2 separate regions of the Homo sapiens genome follow, and region 1 is linked to region 2. A link is a loop called in an ENCODE intact Hi-C map of the cell type or tissue named here. Cell type or tissue: CD4-positive, alpha-beta T cell. All regions are shown on one strand. Links, peaks and the distances in the headings refer to the core of each region. The heading gives the core; the rest is flanking DNA.

Region 1 (5,383 bases), core at 291-5,290, 420 kb before region 2:
GCTTTCTTTGGGCCTGGGGCTGAAAGCCCGCTGTGCTAGGGCCCCAAAGAGACATTCTGGTGGGCCTTGCTGTTCTTCATCCTTTGCTTGCACTCAGGTTTTCTGTTTGCTGAATAGTTGATGTGTATAGGATCTGGGTCAAAAAGATTTAAAAAAAATTGCGGGGGGGGGAAAAAACCCCGAAGTGACTACCTAAAAGATAGCATGTTAAAAATATTAATCTGGAGTCCCAGAAAGTGGTCCATACGTTTTAGATGGGCAGGTATAAGCCACTCTGTGTTGGCATTTGAGGTGCGGAGTTCTTTGTTGTGCAGGTCTGTTTAGGAACTTCAGGGCAGTTAGCATCGCTGGCCCCTTGCTTACAAAATGGCAGTGGTGTCCTCCCTATGCTAGTTATTGTGACAGCTACAACTATTTTTATGCATGTCCCAACACTCTTGAAGGGAGCAATACTGACACACTTAAACATGACTGTAGCCTATTCTCAGGAATTTTAACACTCATGTGAAAGAATGTTAAAACCATTATTGCTTGTCTGTAGCCCAAAGTACCAAATGTCTCTCCTGACATTCACCATTTTCTTCCTTAGATTCCAGTTAATTGTCTCAATTTCTTTCCCTTTCTAGACTCAGTTGTTTGAGGGTGACTCTTCACTGTGGTCCCCAAACTGTCTTAAAGGTGCTTGGTAGGTACACTTAAATTAATCTCAATGTTCACTGATTAATGTTAATAGGTCTAGGAGTCCAAAAGAACAAGCAAGTCTGCATTATCATTTCACTGTGGGTCTTTAGGTGCTGTTATTAGTATTTTAAGTAGGGAAGTAATACTTTTTTTTTTTTGAGACAGAGTCTCAGTCTGTCACCCATGCTGGAGTGCAGTGGTGCGATCTTGGCTCACTGCAACCTCTGCCTCCTGGGTTCAAGTAATTCTCCTGCCTCAGCCTCCTGAGTAGCTGGAATTACAGGCGTGCACCACCACGCCCGGCTACTTTTTGTATTTTTAGTAGAGACGGGGTTTCACCATGTTGGCCAGGCTGGTCTCGAACTCCTGACCTTGTGATCCACCCACCTCGGCCTCCCAAAGTGCTGGGATTACAGGCATGAGCCACTGTGCCCAGCCGGAAGTAACATCTTTTAAATGTAGTTATTGCACAAAGTCTCTGTTTTACATAAGATTTAGCATTATTAAGTTCCTACTATATGTTAGGTACTGTTCTAGGCTCTAAAGATATAATGGTGAACCAGACAGATGCAGATTAAAAATAAAATGTTAACAATGACACAGGATGATCAGATGGTTTCTGTGTTACAGTGAAAATAAAATGGTATGATAGGCTACCAAGTCACAGGGGTGATAGCAGTGCTATTTCAGAGAGTGTTTAGGGCAGGCTTCTCTGAGGAGGTGACATTCAAGTCAAATGAGAGCAAAGTGAAGGAGCCAGCCATGAGAAAATCTTGAAGGAGAACCCTTCAGGTAGAGGGAACCACAAGAGCAAAGGCCTGAGGAGTGAACCTGATGCATTTGAGGGGCAGTAAAAAGGCCAGTGGGGTGAGATGGAGAGAACAAGGGTAATAGGGAGAAGGGTAAAAAGCTGAGTTGAAAGAGGTGGGCGGGGGCCATGTTTTGAAGGTAAGTAGTTTGGATTTCATTCAAAACATGATGAGATGCTGCTGGAGGGTTTTGAACAGAGGAGTGACATGATCTGATTTAGGTTTTTAAAAATATGACATTGGCTGTTGTGTAGAGTAGACTCTGTAGGGGCAAGGATGGAAGAAGAAGGACCAGTTAGGAGGCTGTTGCAGTAATCCAGGTGAGAGATCACAGTGGCCTGGACTGGGGGGTAGCAGCGAAGATGGAGATGAATTTGGGATTTGTGGTAAAGGTGGAGTCAAAAAGACTTTTGGAAGGATTAACTCCTAGGTTTTGAGCCTAAGCGCCTGGGTGCAGGGTGGCTCTACTTAGGGAGCTGGGAATCACTGGGAATCAGGGGAGCAAGTGTGATGTGGAGGACAGGTTTAGGAGATGCAAATTAAGGGCTCTGATGCACTTGTTAGGTTGAGATGCCAATGATACATTCAACTGGAGACATTGAATAGGCAGTTGAATATCAATATAAAAGTTGGCTGGAACTACAGCCTACATAAAATTAAATGCAAATTAAAGCTGCTTTAAGTTGTCATTTTATACTAATAAAGGTAACAGAAATAAAAATGATAATGATCCAGTGTGATCAGGACTGCAGGGGAATCAAGTATGTTAATAATGCTGATGGCCTAATAAATTGGCTTTTAAAAAATATTTACATAAGACCTGGAACGGTGGTTCACACCTGTAATCCCAGCACTTTGGGAGGCCAAGGCGGGCGAATCACTTGAAGTCAGGAGTTCGAGACAAGCCTGGCCAACATGGCGAAACCTCATCTCCACCAAAAAAATACAAAAATTACCCGAGCGTGGTGGCATGTGCCTGTAATCCCAGCTACTCTGGAGACTGAGGCATGAGAATCACCTGAACCCGGGAGGCAGAGGCTGCAGTGAGCTGAGATCATGCCCCTGCACTCCAGCCTGTGAAACAGAGTGAGACTCTGTCACAAAATAAATAAATAAATAAATAAATAAATAAATAAATAAATAAATAAATTTACACAAAGATTTCCATGGTAGCACTTGTTCTCATAATAGTAGTGTAGAGTAGTGGCAGTACTCTTTTGGAAAGAGTTATGCTCTTTCAAAAATAATTGAAGACACAAATCCCCAGGGAGAATATCCAACTAAATATATAGTAAGTATAGAGTTTCTATAGAATTTTTCTCTATATAGAATTTCTTTTTTAACAACATTTAATTTTTATTGACACATTGTAATTGTACAGAATTTCGAGAGAAACTCTCTATAGGCATGAAAAATGAGGAATTGTGTTGACCATATCAATATCTGGAATTGCTAATAAAACAGGTGCAAAAATCAGATCATGATGGTATATACAATGGTGTAAATCTTACATGCTGTTCATGCTGAATATTGTTAATATACAGTTGTCTTAATTTTAAAATAATTTCATTCGCTTTTGACTTTGTACCTTTTTCTCTCTGGCACTATTCCCTGGTTAGGATGCCATAACTTCATTTTGGTCCACTGTGAAGAGTTCAAGTGAATTGTGGCTTCTCCAGTCTTTCTTCCCTTGATCACATTTTCAGCACGAGGTATTGGATAATATCCTATTCTGTGGGACTTGTATTCAAATAAGTTTACCTTGGGATTTTTAAAAGGTTGGGAAGTACTGTTACTCTCAAAAACTGTGTAATAGTGCAAAGCAGGGTCCCGTGTGAAGGTTGCTTTTGACCTGTAGGTGGCGACTGGTGGGCAGGAATTTTGCTGGTAATTTTCAGATTGTGGAAATACAACTGAGAAGCAAAACACTGGCAACCTCATGATACGCATTTCCCACAAATAATACTGATTATTCAATGATGGAGGCAAAAGTATGGAAGATACTCAGCCACATTCCTTTAATTCCCTGATAGCTTTTTTTTTTTTTCATGAGAAGAGAAAGCAGTGAGTCTTCTTCAGTAGCATTGTTTATTAATCCAAGGTATAAAGCAGCATTCCTGGCTGGAGGTGTCTGGAGAGAGGTGTTCTTCAATAAAAATGTTCCTGGTGCAGAAGAAGGGGCAAAAGACCAAAGGACTGGTCAGATAGGTCTGCTGACTGCTCTGTGCAGGTTTTTAAAAATAGCTTCTTCCCTTGTTATCTTGGAATGACTCCTATACACACTAGCTTAGAGTTAGTTATGTGAATGCATTTGCACAGAAAGGCCAACACAAGACTTTTCTTCAGGCTAATTTATTTTCTATTAGCCTCAGAAACACTCAGAACACTTTGCTTCCACAAACATTACCACATACGGAAACTTTAGGATGATGTTTTAACACAAGGAAAAGAAAACAGGAAATTAAGTTGCTCAGAGTTAAATTAATGTGAATCCAGCTTTCTTCATCTCAGGATCAAAATTCCACATACTAAATTCTACCTTCGAGCTGATTTTCTTTGAATGGTGGTAGAAGAGATTCTCTCTCAGTAGGACTCTAATATTTCATTGTTGCAAATTTATCATTGCCAAATGGCTGTGCATCTCCAAAAATCCCTTCCATTCTGCCCAGAAAGCCCCCAGTGCCCCCATAAGCCCAGACCATTTTAATTTTGGAATTCGGTCATTTGTCGGGCCATATATTGGCTATATTCTTATTATTGCAAAACTGAGTGCCACTCATTTTAATGATGTGATTTTTAAATTATTCAAGATCAGAGCATATGGTCAGCCTCAGTTTTAAAATGTTGTTGGGCTAATGGCGTGTCAGAATACTTGAACGTCCATGCGTGGCATCTTGACTGAAGAACCATGGAATGTTTTTATTTGGTCAAGATATACTGGGATTCTGTAGTAGCCAGAAAATTGAAAATTGGCTAGGTTAATTTGACCCAAATAAATTCTGGCTTCCCTGCTATTTCCATAAATATGTTGTATAATTGCATACATCTTAAATGTTTTCAAAATGACTAACCTTAAAATTCAAAAGCCTGGAGAAAAAAGAAAGGCAGCAAAGAGCTACTTTGAAAGAGGATATTGATTGCATAGATGGTCCTATTTTTTCCACTTTTTTTTTAAGTACCTCATTCAAATGGCCTTTCTAATACTATGACAGCAAATATTTATGAGAGTGAGAACAAGCAAGAGAGAATGAATAGGTGGCTACTTTGCTGATTACTCAAGTGCTTTTAAAGTTTCAAGTTATATTTCTGATCTAAAAATCCTGAGATATATTAGGTGAATCTCTCCAGTATCTCCTGAAACAGGAGAAGATATTGGAATGTCTTAGGATGCAGACTGTGCAGAATTTACTGAGGTTTCACTGCTGGTTAAAATAAACATTTTAGGCTTGTGACAACATCTCCAGTCTATTTCCTTTTCTCTATTCCCTTATCCTACTGTTATTCAATCAACTTTGCTACGAGATATAGAGGCAAGGAAGATGAGGTGACCGTGTTCTCTGAGAATCTCCTAGAAATGTTTTGGCATTGGGAACATGTTGAGTGAAATGTTTTAGTGAAGCTACGTACACAAGATACTGCTAGAATGCACACTGTGTAAACATTATTAAATAACTATAATTTTTTAAGGTTAGAGGAGCTCCCATTTTCCTATGCAAAGATATTAAAGAATAAGTCATCTCAGTAGTGTTGCTTTTAATCATAAGGCTAAAGGAAAGATATGTGCATGTGGGTGGGGAGGATTGGGGAGGTTATGGTGAACACAATAGAATATGGGAATACTAGAAATATTTATTAAAATTTGACTTTTTGATAATTTGTGAAGGTCATGATTA
Region 2 (5,383 bases), core at 71-5,070:
TACATGGAGACCAGTAAAACTTGTATGTGTTTTCAAAGCCATCACTACTAAAGTACAAAGCTAAGAAACAAGCCCAGTGCTATACTGTCTTCTACTGCTGAGGCCACTTCTCACCAAGGAACCGGGAAATGACCAGTGAATCTTTATGTCAAGTTTCCCACTTAGTTGAAACACTCCCTGGGGTTTTAGTCAGCTTCACAGCACCTGTAAGAACTTCCTTTCCTCTCCCTTCCATACAATAGATAATGTTTCTGGAAGGAGACCCTCAGACTCTCTTTAGTGTAACTTGAGGCCAGATCTTTCAAGGTTGGCAAAGGAGGCTGGAATCACCATGTGGGTGAGAGGGATAGCTAGACCTCACAGCCCTGATTTTTTCCATACATTAAGATACTCTCTGCTCTGCTAACTGCAGAGGTTCTGAATTCAGTTTTATTAAAGGGCATCCATGGGTTCCCTTAGAGTTCATTCCACTCAAACCTATTGGCAACATCCCCTCCTGTGATAGCTACCTTCCCTGAGGATTACTGGGTACTACCCCCAAGAAATGCAGGTGAATAAGTACAAGTGAACTCAACTGTCGCTAAGTACTCCTAGAGCAAACTTGCAATTATTTCTCCCACTCAAAACACCCTCTCTTGACCCCACAAACCATTTGAGTTACTGCCTCATTTCTCTGCTCACCTTTAAAACAAAAATCTTCAAAAGATTTGTCTATACTCCCTGTCTACAATTTTTCTCTTCTCTTTCCCTTTTGAACCATTCTAATCAAGCTTTTGTCCACTGAAACAGCTTTTATCAAGGCTACTAGTGACCTCTAAGTTGTTAAATTCTACCAAAACTTCCCAGACCTCAGCTTACTTGGCCAACCATAAGTATTTTTCACAGTTGATCATTCTCTCTTCTTTGAAGCACCTTCTTCACTTGGCTTCCAGGATACCATTCTCTTCTGGTTTGCCTTCTACCTTCTGGCCAGTCTTTCTTAGCCTCCATTATTTGTTCCTCTTTACGTTCCTAAACTCTAAATGTTGAGATGTCTCAGGGCTTGGTCCTTGGTCTCCTTCTCTTTAACCCTTCTCACTCCTTGGTGATTTCGTCCATATCATACCTTAAATACTATGTAGATGCCTACGACTCAAAAATGTTTATCTTTGGCCCAGGCCACTCCTCTGAATGCCAGGTTCATACATCCCACAGCTTATTCAACATCCCCACTTAGATGTCTAACTGGCAGCTCAAATTAAACATATCCAAAATTGAGCTTCCAACACACTCCCAACCCTGTTCATCTGACAGTCTTCACCATTGCAGTTAGTGGCAACTCTATCTTTCCGACCATTCAGGCCAAAAGACTTGGCATCATCTTGGACAGAGATGCTGTGTTACAGAACTCCAGGGGGCACCAGTCACATTTTTGTCAATGCTATTAGTGTTATGCCATATGGTGACCCTGCTTTCCTTGATTCCTCTTACATCCTACATCTGATCTGTTAGCAAATCCAGTTGGCTCTACCTTCAAAATGTATCCAAAATCCAACAACTTCTCCCCAAGTCCACTGTTCCTCCCCTGACCCAAGCTTGCCCCCTTAAAATTTACTTTCCACAGGCTGGGCGCGGTGGCTCACGCCTGCAATCCCAGCACTTTGGGAGGCCGAGGCAGGCAGATCACGAGGTCAGGAGATGGAGACCATCCTGGCTAACACGGTGAAACCCCGTCTCTACTAAAAATACAAAAAATTAGCCGGGCGTAGTGGTGGGTGCCTGTAGTCCCAGCTACTCGGGAGGCTGAGGCAGGAGAATGGCGTGAACCCGGGAGGTGGAGCTTGCAGTGAGCCAAGATCGCACCACTGCACTCCAGCCTGGGCAACAGAGCGAAACTCCGTCTCAAAAAAAAAAAAAATTACTTTCCACAAAACAACCACAGCAATCCTTATAAAATGTAAGTCAGATCACATCACTCCCCTACTCAAAATTCCCCAATGCTTCCCATCACATTCAAAATTCTCACAATAGCCTACAAGATGCTGCATTGCTTTTTTCTTTTATATTTATCTACTAGATAAATATCTATCTACTAGACTATCTACTAGACTGTATATTTTCTTTATTCATCTCACTTATTGTCCGCTGCCCATATGTGAATATAAGCTCCATAAAGTCAGGGACTTGGTCTGTTTTATTCACAGATGAAGCCCCAGCATCTACAGCAATACCTGACACAAAGTATGTACTCAATATGTATTTGTAAATGGAATGAATGAAGTAGATTGGGTAGGGGGAAATCTTGACACATGGGCCAGAATTATACCAAATTGCAATATGACAAGTGAAATGGCATTTGAGGAGCCAGCTAGTGCTGAGACCTAGTCAAGCCCCAGGAGATGTTTTTAGTTGCTACTTCCTACCATTGTTTTGACATTTTGTCTGAGGAAGTCTCCCTTCTTTTGTCTCCTAAAGAGAAGGAAATTGACTATATAGCAAAGTAAGGAGCTCCCCCTAGTGGAAGTAACTCCATCAAAGCAATGGAATAGAAAATCATAGCCTGGTGCTTGAAATTACAAGGATCACTACGGACAAAGGAAGTGACTCCAGCATTTCACAGGAAAAATCCTCAGTGGAAACATTGGAGAACTAAAGATTAGATCTGAAGTATATGGGGGAACTTACCAATTTATTTTATTGTTGAACCTCTTTTGCATCTGATGATGGGGAAAAAATAATTTATTTAAAGTTGAACAAAAGGCCGGGCGCAGTGGCTCACACCTGTAATCCCAGCATCTTGGGAGGCCAAGGCGGGCAGATCACTTGAGGTCAGGAGTTTGAGACCAGCCTGGCCAACATGAAGAAACTGTTAAAAAAAAATTAGCCAGGCGTGGTGACATGCACCCATAATCCCAGCTACTCGGGGGGCTGAGGCACGAGAATTGTTTGAACCCGGGGAGTGGAGGTTGCAGTGAGCTGAGATCGTGCACTGCACTCCAGCCTGGGCAACAGAGCGAGAATCTGTCTCAAAAAAAAAAAAAAAAAGTTGAACAACATATGTACCTACCCTCAAGGAATTTAAAATCTGGTAGAGAATGTAACTCACAAATACAAATAAGCACAAAGCAATGAGTATGGATGTAAATCAGTGAACGTGAGCCTAACAAGAGAAATAAACTAAAAGATATAACTCACCCAGGAAAAAGAGGGATTACTTTAGGCTGAGGAAATCCAGGAAAACATCTTGGAGGGAGTGGTTCTTGAGTGGCACCTTGAAAGGCAAATAAAATTTAAATAAGCAAGTACTACATGTAAAGACCTAAATCTAGAGAAGGGCACATCATGTGAAATTCCAAGCAGACCAGCGGGGCTTTGTAAAGGTCACAATTTGGGTGATAACACAGAACCTGAAACCCTCCTTGAAAAGAGCAGAGAGGGATTCATGAGAGAAAGGTCCTTGGCAAAGGTGAACACAGGCAGGGACCAAAGAAAGTCCCTTTCTTCATTTTCCGTTGGATGAAAGGAACACTACTTAAATGTATAGGGAAAAAAAAGAAAATAATATAAGTGGTTATTCTCTCCCACAGGCATGCGTACTGAGGCAGTTTTCTGGTGAATCTAGAAGAAGGGTCCACAAACTTTTTATTTAAAGGGCCATATAGGCTGGGCATGGTGGCTCACACCTGTAATCCCAGCACTTTGGGAGGCTGAGGCGGGTGGATCGCTTGAGCCCAGGAGTTTGAGACCAGCCTGGGAAATACAGTAAGACCCCATCTCTACAAAATATTTTAAAATTAGCTGAGCATGGTGGGGCGCACCTGTAGTCCCAGCTACTTGGGAGGATGAGGTGGGTAGATTGCTTGAGCCCAGGAGTTCAAGGCTGCAGTGAGCCGTGATCACTCCACTGCACTCCAGCCTGGGTGACAGAGCGAGACCTTGTCTCATGAATGAATGAATGAATAAATAAATAAATAAATGGACAGATAGTAAATATTTGTGGCTTTGTAGGTCATATACAGTATCTGTTGCCAACTACTCAACTCTGCCATCACAGGGTAAAAGCAGTAATAGACAATACATAAACAAATAAACAATAAAACTTTATTTACAAAAATAGATGGCAGACCAGATTTGGTCCACATGCTGAAGTTTGCTGACTCCTGGCCTACAATAAGAGAAGCAGTTACACGATTCAAATGCTTAATCACATCGGGCTTTGGTAGCCTGATGCGTTCATGGATGCAACAGAGATACACCTACCTCCAGTATCAGATTGGGCAAGTTCTTGGGCTGAGTTCCTTCTTTTCCGACCAGCGCTTAGATGTATACTGCCGATATTTGCCTCTCTAGTACTTCTTTTTAATTGCTGGTAACCCTAAAAAAAAAAAATCTCATTTGAAAGCCTCCAATATCAGAAAGCTATTGGTAGGACTATTGATAGGGCTCACAAGGTAGTATTTATCTTGATACATTTTCTGCTTTTTCATGGTCTGGACTTCACCTTGGCTTTGCAAGATAAGAAATCCAATCTAGACCAGGTGCAGTGGCTCATGCCTGTAATCCCAACACTTTGGGAGGCCAAGGCGGGCAGATCACCTGAGGTCAGGAGTTCAAGACCAGCCTGGCCAACATGGTGAAACCTCATCTCTACTAAAAATACAAAAATTATCCAGGCACGATGGTGGGTGCCTATAATCCTAGCTACTCGGGAGGCTGAGGCAGGAGAATCGTTTGAACCTGGGAGGCAGAGGTTGTAGTGAGCCGAGATCGTGCCACTGCACTCCAGCCTGGGCGACAGAGCGAGACTCGGTCAAAAAAAAAAAAAGAAAGAGAGAGAGAGGAAGGAAGGAAGGAAGGAAGGAAGGAAGGAAGGAAGGAAGGAAGGAAGGAAGGAAAGAAAAAGAAATTCAATCTCGAGTCATCTGAAATTGGGAAGACTATGAAAGCTCTACTTATCAGTAAAAGTCCCAGAGGAATGCCAGTAGCATCAGTTTACATTCAGTAGCTATTTCACAGAGATCACCCCGATACTTTGTTACCTGCAAGGGAAGGGGGGAGCCTCCTTTCTTAGATGTTTTCCTGCCCTGAAAAAAAAAAAAGTGACAAATTGGCAATATGAATACTTACAAGAGGCATTAGCTATAAGCTTTGTGAAAAGAGAGATTATTTTTTAAATTAGAAACAATCTTTTATTTTTACAAAAGCAGTGTATATTCATTGTGAAAAATTTGAAAGCAAAAATAACTAAATAGAACATTGTGTTCCCATCACACAGAAATCACCATTAACAGCTTAGTATATATCTTTTCAGATATTTTTTCTAAGTATATGTAATACATATACGCATTTTCTTCCAAAAATGAAATACTGTACAAAATGTTTTACAACTGCCCTTTTCAGTTAA

The links. A loop is a pair of places that touch in the nucleus more often than their neighbours do. Peaks named below come from ENCODE experiments on the same cell type or tissue, not always from the same donor. Only the 100,000 strongest peaks of a DNase experiment are listed, where the experiment ranks them.
Region 1: it touches region 2 in a loop (15-fold over the local background); 6 of 110 quality-filtered maps call a loop at or near these places.

Annotation. Positions count from the first base shown.
Region 1 is chrX:119,264,547-119,269,929 of GRCh38, reverse strand. No RefSeq gene overlaps it. Among named protein-coding and RNA genes, the nearest start is that of LINC03098, 24 kb to the left of the region's middle. RefSeq lists a silencer at 3,190-3,484. In CD4-positive, alpha-beta T cell, for the core only: a CTCF peak has its summit at 3,383 (motif pointing right); a DNase peak (open chromatin) is centred at 3,349.
Region 2 is chrX:118,844,921-118,850,303 of GRCh38, reverse strand. LINC01285 (long intergenic non-protein coding RNA 1285) reads right to left here. Exons shown (of 7, transcript NR_110393.1): 3 at 5,019-5,063; 4 at 4,240-4,354; 5 at 3,175-3,250. Among named protein-coding and RNA genes, the nearest start is that of LINC01285, 8.1 kb to the right of the region's middle. In CD4-positive, alpha-beta T cell, for the core only: a CTCF peak has its summit at 2,495 (motif pointing left); a DNase peak (open chromatin) is centred at 2,483.